2 separate regions of the Homo sapiens genome follow, and region 2 is linked to region 1. A link is an interaction called in ENCODE POLR2A ChIA-PET data of the cell type or tissue named here. Cell type or tissue: PC-3. All regions are shown on one strand. Each heading gives the region's core, and the rest is flanking DNA. Links, peaks and the distances in the headings are about the cores only.

Evidence for each region. ChIA-PET counts read pairs that join two places held together with the same protein. Peaks named below come from ENCODE experiments on the same cell type or tissue, not always from the same donor. Only the 100,000 strongest peaks of a DNase experiment are listed, where the experiment ranks them.
Region 2: POLR2A ChIA-PET joins it to region 1 with 6 read pairs; 5 of 35 experiments call an interaction of 5 or more read pairs at or near these places.

Annotation. Positions count from the first base shown.
Region 1 is chr1:147,022,601-147,027,982 of GRCh38, reverse strand. It overlaps the pseudogene LOC728989. Among named protein-coding and RNA genes, the nearest start is that of TRH-GTG1-2, 48 kb to the left of the region's middle. In PC-3, for the core only: no CTCF peak of the experiment used is centred there; no DNase peak of the experiment used is centred there.
Region 2 is chr1:147,088,897-147,094,278 of GRCh38, reverse strand. No RefSeq gene overlaps it. Among named protein-coding and RNA genes, the nearest start is that of RNVU1-8, 6.8 kb to the right of the region's middle. In PC-3, for the core only: no CTCF peak of the experiment used is centred there; a DNase peak (open chromatin) is centred at 2,278.

The DNA of each region.
Region 1 (5,382 bases), core at 64-5,063:
AACATTTTATTTGCCCATTCATCTACTGATGGACCTAGGTTTGTCCTACATCTTGACTATTATGAATAATGCTGTAATGAACATGAGAGTGCAGATATACGTTTAACATATTCATTTCAGTTCCCTTGGATATATACCCAGAAATGGGATTACTGGATCATAGGGTAGATTCTATTTTCAGTTTTTTGAGGAAACTCCATACTGTTTTCCACACCAGCTGTACTAATTTACATACCTATTCACAATGTGTTTTCCGTTTTCTCTGCATTATCTCTAACACATCATTCACCTTTTTGATAAATGCCACTCTAACAGGTGTGAGATGATATTCATTATGGTCTTAATTTGCATTTCCCTAATGATTAGTGATGCTGAGCATTTGAGAAAAGCTAATTTTTAATGCCTTAATGTTGAGAACTGACTTAACATTGTGACAGATATGAAGCAATAGGGTAAAAACAAAACAATGTCATTCAAACAGGATATCAGATTTGCACAGAGGCCCAAAATGAACAATAACAAAGTCTAAAAGTTAACAAATTCCCATTTGAGGAAAAGCCATAAGTTCTGCTTTAATTAAAACTTTGATGAGTAACTTCAAGGGTGTCTTCGAGAAATAGGTGCTGGGCAATTGTTCCTGCCTCTGTTTTTTCCACATGCTGAGATTTGTAGAGAGAGTTTGTCTGGCAGCATCAGCACAAGGATAATTACCAAAAAGTGAGGTTGGCTGCTTGGCAGGGTGGCTTCACCTCCACCTTCCAGTAGCTGCGGCGTTGGCTGCTTGGCAGGGTTTGTGTAGAGGCCCCTCCCCCTCCTCTCAGCTCCTGCTCATAAGTCCTTCAATCATAGAGTATCAATTTTAATCATCTCTGCTGCTTTAGTAATTTTACAGAAATCACAGATAGCTCATTCATTGGTTAGATTGGCCACTCTGTCTTTGATGGCTTTTTGTCAAAAGCTCCTTGGAGAACATGCTGATACTGTAGGGCTGATCCATTTATTCATTCGCTCCCAGGACTATCATCATCACTGCCTGTTTAAAGTACAGCTGTACGACTTCTAAATCATGCCCTGTTGTTTCCCTGCATGTTACATGCCACTTAAACTTCCCTGAATAATGTTAGCACTTTGAAAAGGGCCCAGGCATCTAGCCTCATGTCCTTGTTTCATAGCTGAGGAAACTCAGGCCTAGAAAGTTTCAAGTGACTTGCTCAAGGTTGCATAATATCTGTGGCTCCCAATTTCTAACATCTAAACCTTGCTTCTATACTACATACTTTGTCAAACAATTTTTAAAAAATTCTTGTGATTGTTCTAAGTGCTGATTCTTTTGCCCTGAATTATCATAATAACTTTTTCCTTAAGTTCTACTTAAAGCATATTATTTTACTTAAATTTTTGCATATGTAAATGTAATTGAGTTGTCATGGGTAAGAACAGTACATCTCTTTTGATTCTATTGTTGAACCTACAATCAAACCCTCTGTAGATATCCCTGTGGATTATTTTCCTTTGTCCTCAGAGTTACTAACCTGAAACTCTGATTTGTTCAACCCTCCACCCAACCTACAGAATCACTGATACTGTAGAAGGTAGAATCTAATGCATTGTTCTTCCTTTCAAGAAAGTTTTGTTGAATTTTTCTTTTATTTGTTTGTATTTAGAAACATCAGTTTTTTTAAAACATAAAGTTAGAACATAATATTAAATATCCTTTTCCATATACACATGTGCCCTCTTTATCCCCCATTCACATCCCAGTTTCGGTAAAATGCCTATCCCCTTTTTCTTTATTGAGAAACTATCTCATAGATTGTCTGTCTGTATGCTATGTCCTATTTTCCTCCCAGAAACACACCAGACAAGCTCTGCTCTAGGTTCCAAGACTCCTGGATTCTGAGAAATCCGATCTATGTGCATAGGCCACTACTGATCCTTCAAGTTGTGAATTACCCATTTCCTGTACATCCTCTAGCTCAGGGGTTCTCAGTTTAGCATGCTTAAGAATCACCCGTGGGCCGGGCGTGGTGGCTCATGCCTGTAATCCCAACGCTTCGGGACGCCAAGGCGGGCGGATCACCTGAGGTCAGGAGTTCGAGACCAGCCTGGCCAACATGGTGAAAGCCCATCTCTACTAAAAATACAAAAATTAGCTGGGCATGGTGGTGCGTGCCTGTAGTCCCAGCTACTCGGGAGGCTGAGGCAGCAGAATTGCTTGAACCCAGGAGCTGGAGGTTGCAGTGAGCTGAGATCTTGCCACTGCACTCGAGCCTGGCAACAGAGTGAGACTCTGTCTCAAAAAAGAAAAAAAAAAGAATCACCTGTGGAACTTAAGTAAAATGTGGATTCATAGACCTTAGCTCTACAGCTTTTTTTTTTTTTTTTTTTTTTTTTTTTGAGATGGAGTCTGGCTCTGTCACCCAGGCTGGAGTGCAGTGGCGTGATCTCCGCTCACTGCAACTCTGCCTCCCGGGTTCACGCCATTCTCCTACCTCAGCCTCCCAAGTAGCTGGGACTACAGGTGCCCGCCACCACACCTGGCTAATTTATTTGTATTTTTAGTAGAGACGGGGTTTCACCGTGTTAGCCAGGATGGTCTCGATCTCCTGACCTCGTGATCTGCCCACCTCAGCCTCCCAAAGTGCTGGGATTACAGGCGTGAGCCACCGTGCCTGGCAGCACCACATGGGATTCTGCTGTTGGTATTTCTCAGGTCTGCAGCTAGTACAGCAGGCATTGAATGACTTCCCTGTTAGACCCTGAGCTAGCCATACCATATATGCAATTTCATTTAAGCATCTGCTAACTCCACTAGGTAAGTGTTATCATCCTTATTTTATATAAAAGGAAACTGAGGCTCAAAGAAGTTAAGTGAATAGACTTGTTACAGCCATGTTTGCTTCCACTCAACCCCAGTATGAGTTTGTTGTTGTGGAAAGAATTTATCTGGAATGTCTTGGTGAAAATTAGTCCTCAGTGGTGACGGCTAGGTGTGCATGTGCTTCACATGCAGGGTGTTCCAGGGCTCCTGAAAACTGTGGTTGCCTTTACTCCCTAGATTCTGCTGTGTCCCCTCCAGTCCGGGATGTTGGTATGAATTCCCAAGCTCTGGTCCTCCCCAGCTCTGCTTCCTCTACTTCTGGCTCAGAAACGGCCATAATCAACAGAACAAATGGTAAATATGGCAACTACAGGGCCCAGGGACTGATGATGGAAAGAGATTAATGCAAACAACCTTTGGTTGTCTCTAAACATATTATCTGTATTTAGAGAGTTTTCTCTGCATGCCCCAAGTCCTTTAGCCCTACTCCCTGCACCTTCTGTGGCTGCCTTTCTTGCCATTGTTCATCCTCCTGTAGTTTTCCTACTGCTGTTTTTGCTTCATTGCACCGTAATCTCTCCATTCTTGAAAATGCTCTCTGTATCCAGCTTGATTTAATTGTCTGTGTCTTCTCTACTCAGAAACTTATTATTTATTGTGATTTGTCCTATTTCATTATCCAATAATGAAAAAGTTGTCTCCTGGCAAATTTATCATTAAGAGATAATGTAAGAAAGATTATAAAAATATAGAAGCCAGAAGATCTCTATGGACTTTGCCCCACCCTTGTACATTCCAAGGCTTCCTTTCTTGTTCCCGGCCTCGTCCTTTTCTTGTTTCCTACCTCTTTTGAGTTGGAGTAAACTGATGATATCACTATGAATAACAGAAGATTCTGTTGTGTTGTCATTTTCTTTTTCAGGCTTGGGTTTGGATACTTCTCCAGTAATGAAGACCCCTCCCAAGCTAGAGGGTGATGCTACTGATGGCTCCTTTGCCAGTAAGCATGGCCGCCATGTCATTGGCCACATTGATGACTACAGTGCCCTAAGACAGCAGATTGCGGAGGGCAAGCTGCTGGTCAAAAAGATAGTGTCTCTTGTGAGATCAGCGTGCAGCTTCCCTGGCCTTGAAGCCCAAGGCACAGAGGTAATCACATCTGTAGCTTTAGGTGCACTCTTTCCTTGTGCCCTTTCTTCCTTTGATGTTATCTCCTTCTCCCACCATTTTTGTTTTTTTTCATGCTTTGCATCTCTCCAGAGCTGAGGCTTCCTCTTCCATGTATAGCAGCCAGGCCCTTTCTTCTCTATCTCCTATTTTCACTGTGAGTTCTGCTCTGTTCCATATGTAGCTGACTGGATATTTCCCCTCAAACCCACAGAAACATGTGGCATTGCCTAGCAGCCTTTGGTAGCTTATTATCTACCACAGTCATGCAGGCACATGAACCATCTGTGGGCAGAGTAGACTCAATGGGATGGACAGAAACTGAAGGATTTGCAGGTGTATGGCCCCCACGTGTGGAAGGGGTGAGAAGCCTGGCAGCCAAGGCATTTCCTTGTGCAGACTGCATAGAGGGAGGGAAGGCAGTCAGCAAAGCTTCTGAGAGCACCTTGCCAGTGAGAGAAACCAGGAACCTGTGGCTGTGCTGTCTGAGCTGCTGGAGACCCATAGGTGCGTAGGGACAGCCCTGCCTCCACGGAGCCCCCACACTAGAGGGCAAGACACACACTCAAGTAGATAAGCACAGTAAGGGACTACAGGCACAGTATGAGAAGTCATCCTCTGTGCCGTGAGAGCGCCAATGCAAATGTGGTCATTTATCTCAGGCAAGGAAGGTAACAGGTTCATAGAGGACATAGCAAGGGGGGTGAGTTTTGAAAGCCTTGTGGGTTCTGCAGGTGGAGGAAGGCATTCCTGGTAAAGGGAGCAACACCTTAGTTCTGAGAGCTGCAAATGGTTGTGCGACGGCTTCACAGGTTCAAGCAGGCCCATGTTCTGTGCCTCACTCACAAAGGAACTTGAGCCCATGCAAGGGGAAGAAAGTAATCTCTCCGCTCCTGTGGTGTTACCTTTCCCCAGGTGCTAGGCAGCAAAGGCATTCATGAGCTTCGGAGCAGCACCAGTGCCCTGCACCATGCCCTAGAGGAGTCGGCTTCCCTCCTCACCATGTTCTGGAGAGCGGCCCTGCCAAGCACCCACATCCCTGTGCTGCCTGGCAAAGTGGTAAGATACCAGTGTCCTTTCTTGGTTCAAACCCAGTTCTCCTGCCCTCCAATACTGTTCTGTCTCCTCAATGTCACAGCTTTTCCAGAAAATCAGGAGCCACATAGTGAATTGGGATAGACACGAACTTAGAGGAGTGTCCCTGGAGGGACATCTCTGACCCACAGTCGCTGTTTTCATTGCAGCTCTAAATACATCCCATTCCCCACCAGCCCCCTGGCCCCTGGATAAGAAACCAAAGAAGAAGAGGAAGGAGTGTGGAGAAGGCAGAGACATCATAACCCTGGCAATCCACAAATGTTCAGTTTCTTTACCTCTCTGAAGTTTGGATGAGC
Region 2 (5,382 bases), core at 52-5,051, 66 kb before region 1:
GCGTGGTGGCTCATGCCTGTAATCCCAGAATTTAGGGAGGCCGAAGGGGTTGGATCACCTGAGGTAAGGAGTTTGAGACTAGCCTGGCCAACATGGTGAAACCTGTCTCTACTAAAAATACAAGAATTTGCTGGGCCTGGTGGCCCAAGCCTGTATTCCCAACTACTCAGGAGCCTGAGGCAGGAGAATCACTTGAACCTGGGAGGCAGAGGTTGCAGTGAGCCGAGATCACACCACTGCAACCCAGTCTGGTGACAGAGTGAGGCTCCATCTTAAAAAAAAAAAAAGTTGTGAGAGGAAAAGAAATCTCAACACTCCAAACTCACTATGCTAAAAGAAAAAGTGAAGCTGGGAACTGGGTCATGCAAACCTGCCTCCCATTTTATTCCTAAATAGAATAGGTAAAATAAAAATAATAAAAATAATAAGTGGAATAGAATAGAATACAAATATAAAGCTACATAACTTTCTCACAATTTGATCACAGCGACATTCCTTGTGGGCCCCAAGATCTTTACCCTAAAACAGTCCTGTTAAATTTCAACCTGACAATGTAAATTGATAGCTTCTCTTCATAGGTACAGGACAAAGGAAAACACTCAGTCATCCCCTTGCTCACCTGGACAAACACATATGTAATTGCTTTCTCTGTCCTATGTTTACATTATCCTATGTAAAAATGCAGATTCACTGAGCGAGACAAATACTAAGTGATTGAGTATTTACACCCACCCCCCACATGTAAACAGCTGATCAAAGACTCAAAAGAATTGCAACCAGATGCAACAACTTGCCTCGTATCTACCCACACCCTTTAAAAAATGTCTTCCTCTTTCCCCACTACCTGCCATTTTCCCACTAAATATTGAGGTCCCCAGACCCTCTTTGGGTAAAAAGTGGGCCACGGTTTTTCCTGTGGATCTCTGTTCTTTTCTGGGCATATCCTTAATCTTGGTAAATAACCCTCCTAAAATAATGGAGACTTTTTTATTTTTTTAAATTTACATTGATTTTTATTTTTTTTATTTACAAAGTTTTAATCCATTTCAAGTTAATTAAGTATTTCAGATGCACATTCCCATTTACAGTGGGACCACCACTAATAGTGAGGGTGATAATGTGGTATGTCCAAATAATATGTTTCTTAGTCTATTTCTATACTCAGGGTGTTAGCAGTTGGCTGCTGGTCTAGCTGTAACCAAAAAATAGGAGATCCAACAAATCATAAAAGTGTAGGGTCCCTGGCTTGAGCTTAGATAATGCCAGCCCACCCTTTGGATTCTGCCCGAGCTCAGAATCTCTCTTGTTGTTGCAGGAGGCTAGGTAGTTTCCCTGTCCTTCCCTTGTGGGGAGTATGTCTAAATTTCAGATCCAGACACCTTATCTCAGCCACAGCAAAACAAACACACACATAAACACAACTCCACTGTTTTCATGTTTGTAAAAATGTTTACAAACCTGTGCAACGCCTCCAATCTGCTCTGGACTCCCAAGATGTGTGTTTACTGAGTTATTGAGATGCCCATCCTCCTTTCTATCCACCCTAGGAGGAGACCCTGTAGGAGCTCAACCTAGATCACCTGAGATCCCTATTAGCCCATCTGTATAATCCTTCCCTGCTTTTGCTGCTGTGTTTTTCTTCCAAAGATTCTTCTGAGAAGAACTATCCTTGGGGAACTGGAGCCACTTTATACCCAGGTCCCAAAGAATGGGACATATCTGGGAGTAAGGGACCCACACATCCCATTCATCTCTCCCAAGGCACTTAGCCAATCACTAACAGGTGCAGGAGTATGAAATCTGTTTCCTGGGCTAGGGGATGATAACTCTTAAACTTCACTTACCACCAAGTTCCTTGCCAATATCTGGACAAAACTCCCCCAGGGGACTTTGCCTAAGATCACACATACACAGCAATCAACTCAAAATGGATCACAGACCTAAATGATAGACCTAAAATATATAATTTCAAGAGAAACCCATAGGAGAAAATCTTTGTGACTTTGAGTTAAGCAAAGAGTCCTAAGACACTACAGAAAAAACATAAGCCATAAGAGAAAAATATTAGTTGGATTTTATTACAATTTAAAAATTCTGTGCTTCAAAAGACACTATTTAGAGAAAAATATATAAGCCACAGACTAGGAGCAAATATTTGTAATTAAATATGTAATAAAAAACAATTCTATTCACAATACCTAAAGAAGTTTTTCAACTTAACATAAAGCAACACAATTGACCAGGTGCGGTGACTCATGCTTGCAATGCCAGCACTTTGGAAGGCCGAGGTGGGTGGATCATCTGAGCTCAGGAGTTGAAGACCAGTTTGGGCAACCTAGCAGCCAGGGGCAGTGGCTCACACCTGTATTCCCAGCACTTTGGGAGGCTGAGGTGGACAGATCACCTGAGGTCAGGAGTTCAAGACCTGACTTGATTACAGTGGTGCAATTTTGGCTCACTGCAACCTCTACCTACTGGGTTCAAGTGATTCTGCTGCCTCAGCCTCCCAAGTAGCTGGGACTACAGGCACGTGCCACCATGCCTGGCTAATTTTTATATTTTTAGTAGAGACAAGGTTTTGCCATATTGGCCAGGCTGGTCTCAAACTCCTGACCTCAGGTGATCTGCCGGCCTTGGCCTCCCAAAGTGCTGGCATTACAGGAGTGAGCCACCGTTCCCAGCTGATTGGTGAGATTTTGATGCACCTATCTCCTGAGCAGTATATTCTAAATCCAAATTTTAGTCTTTTATCCCTCCCCCCTTTCCACCCTTTCCCCCTGAGTCCCCAAAGTCCATTGTGTCATCCTTATGCTTTTGCCTCCTCATAGGTTAGCTCCCACTTATGAGTCAGAACATACGATGTTTTGTTTTTCATTCCTGAGTTACTTCACTTAGAATAATAGTCTCCAATCCCCTCCAGGTTGCTGTGAATGCCATTAATTCATTCCTTCTTATGGCTGAGTAGTATTCCATCATATATCTATCTATCTATCTATCTATCTATCTATATTTTTTTTTTTCTTAAACCACAGTTTCTTTATCCACTTGTTGATTTATGGCATTTGGGTTGGTTCCCCATTTTTGCAATTGTGAATTGTGCTGCTATAAACACGTGTGAGCAAATATCTTTTTCATAGAATGACTTCTTTTCCTCTGGGTAGACACCCTGTAGTAGGATTGCTGGATCAAATGGTAGTTCTGGCTGCGTGCGGTGGCTCACGCCTGTAATCCCAGCACTTTGGGAGGCCGAGACGGCGGATCATGAGGTCAGGAGATGGAGACTATCCCGGCTAATATGGTGAAACCCCATCTCTACTAAAAATACAAAAAATTTGCCGGGCTTGGTGGTGGGCGCCTGTAGTCCCAGCTACTCGGGAGGCTGAGGCGGGAGAATGACGTGAACCCGGGAGGCGGAGCTTGCAGTGAGCGGAGATCGCGCCACTGCACTCCATCTTGAACAACAGAGCGAAACTCCGTCTCCAAAAAAAAAAAAAAAAAAAGGTAGTTCTACTATTAGCTCTTCAGGGAATCTCCACACTGTTTTCCATAGTGGTTGCACTAGTTTACATTCCCACCAGCAGTGTGGAAGTGTTCCCTTTTCACTGCATCCACGCCAACATCTATTGTTTTTTGATTTTTTGATTATGGCCACTCTTGCAGAAGTAAGGTGGTATTGCATTGTAGTGTTGATTTGCATGGAAACGCAAATTAAAACAACAATAAGATACCACTTTACACCCACTAATGTGGCTATGTTAAAAAAAATACAGAGAACATCAACTGTTACTGAGAAGGTGGAGAAAATGGAACCCTCATATATTGCTGGGAAGAATGTAAAAGGATACAACCACTTTGGAATCCAGTTTGACAGTGTTTTAAAAAGTTAAACAGAAGCTTGCCATACTACTCAGCTATTCCACACCTAGAAATCTATCCAAGATAAATGAAAATACAGGTGCACAGAAAACTTCTTTGGAAATGTTCTTGGCAGTATTATTCATAATAGCAAAAACTAGCTCCTACTGAAATGTCCACCAGTGGTAGATGGATAAATAAAATGTGGCATTATCTGTACAATGTAATTCTATTTAGCAATAAGAAGGAAAAAATCTGACACCTGCTACAGTATGGATGAATCTTAAAGCATTATGCTAAGTGAAACAAGTTAGTCACAAAAGACTACATATTGTTTCATGCCATTTATATGAAAAAGATAAATTTGTAGACAGAAAACATAAATTGTTGGATGAGGTTAGAGGAGGGAGTAGGATTTGCTACAGTGGCAGTGGAAAAATTTGGGAAGGTAAAGGACATGTTCTAAAAGTGGATTATGGTACACGTTGAGAAACTCCATACAGTTGAATCACATATTTACAATGGTAAAATTTTTGTACTTAAATTTAGTTGAAAAGAAAAAGGTAAGGACAAGACAGCCCTAAATCAAAGGGTTGTGGTGTCCTCTGATCCTGTGATGAACATTGCATATTGAGATGCAACAATCTGGAATGAGAGCAAATGGTTACTTAGAAGGTGACTTCTGATGTCACATGCTTGAGGAAGGGATTCAGTGCCTGTGCCTTCAGCCTCTGACCCTGGCAGTTCCCCTGGAATCTAGAGCGTCGATGCGGTGAGTGAAGGTACCCTTTGCATTCCAGGGAGTGCAAGGTGAGCAGTGGCACCATGTAAAGATCTGGGAAAACGAGTTTGCTGGGAGAAGTTTCATGAACACCCTGGGTGATGAAAGGAGGAAATCATGAGGAGGAAGTGAGGGCTGCAGGATGAAGTGGCTGCTTGAAACATAAAAGCTGATCAAAAGTCTTTATAGGTTATGAGTAGGTTCTGTTCCTAAGTGAGCTCAAACCAGCAACCTTTCGGTTAACAGAAGGCGCCACAGAGAAGAACTACCGTGAATTTATATGCTAATATTATGGAATGACAACATACTCCCTACCCCCAAAACTATGTCATTGATTTTAATTTTTACCTTTGTAATTTACTTTCTTCCTAGTTGGAAATTAATTTGTTCTTTTGTAGTTTCTTAAAGTAAAGCTGAGGTCACTGATTTGAAAGCATTTTTTAAATTTTTTTGGCAATTTTATTTTGTTTTATTTTTTATTTTATTTCCAGAGGTTCTGGGGGAACAGGTGGTATTTGGTTACATGAGTAAGTTCTTTTGTGGTGACTTGTGAGATTTTGGGGCTTCCATCACTGGAGCCCTATACGCTGATTTTTTATTTTTCATTTTTAATATAGACCTTCAACGCTATAATCCCCCTTCCTCATTTTGATATATTGTGTTTTCACTTTCATTCTTTTCAGAAAAATTTCTAATTTTGCTGTTGATTTAGTCTTTGATCCATGGGTAATTTATAAGTATTTTCC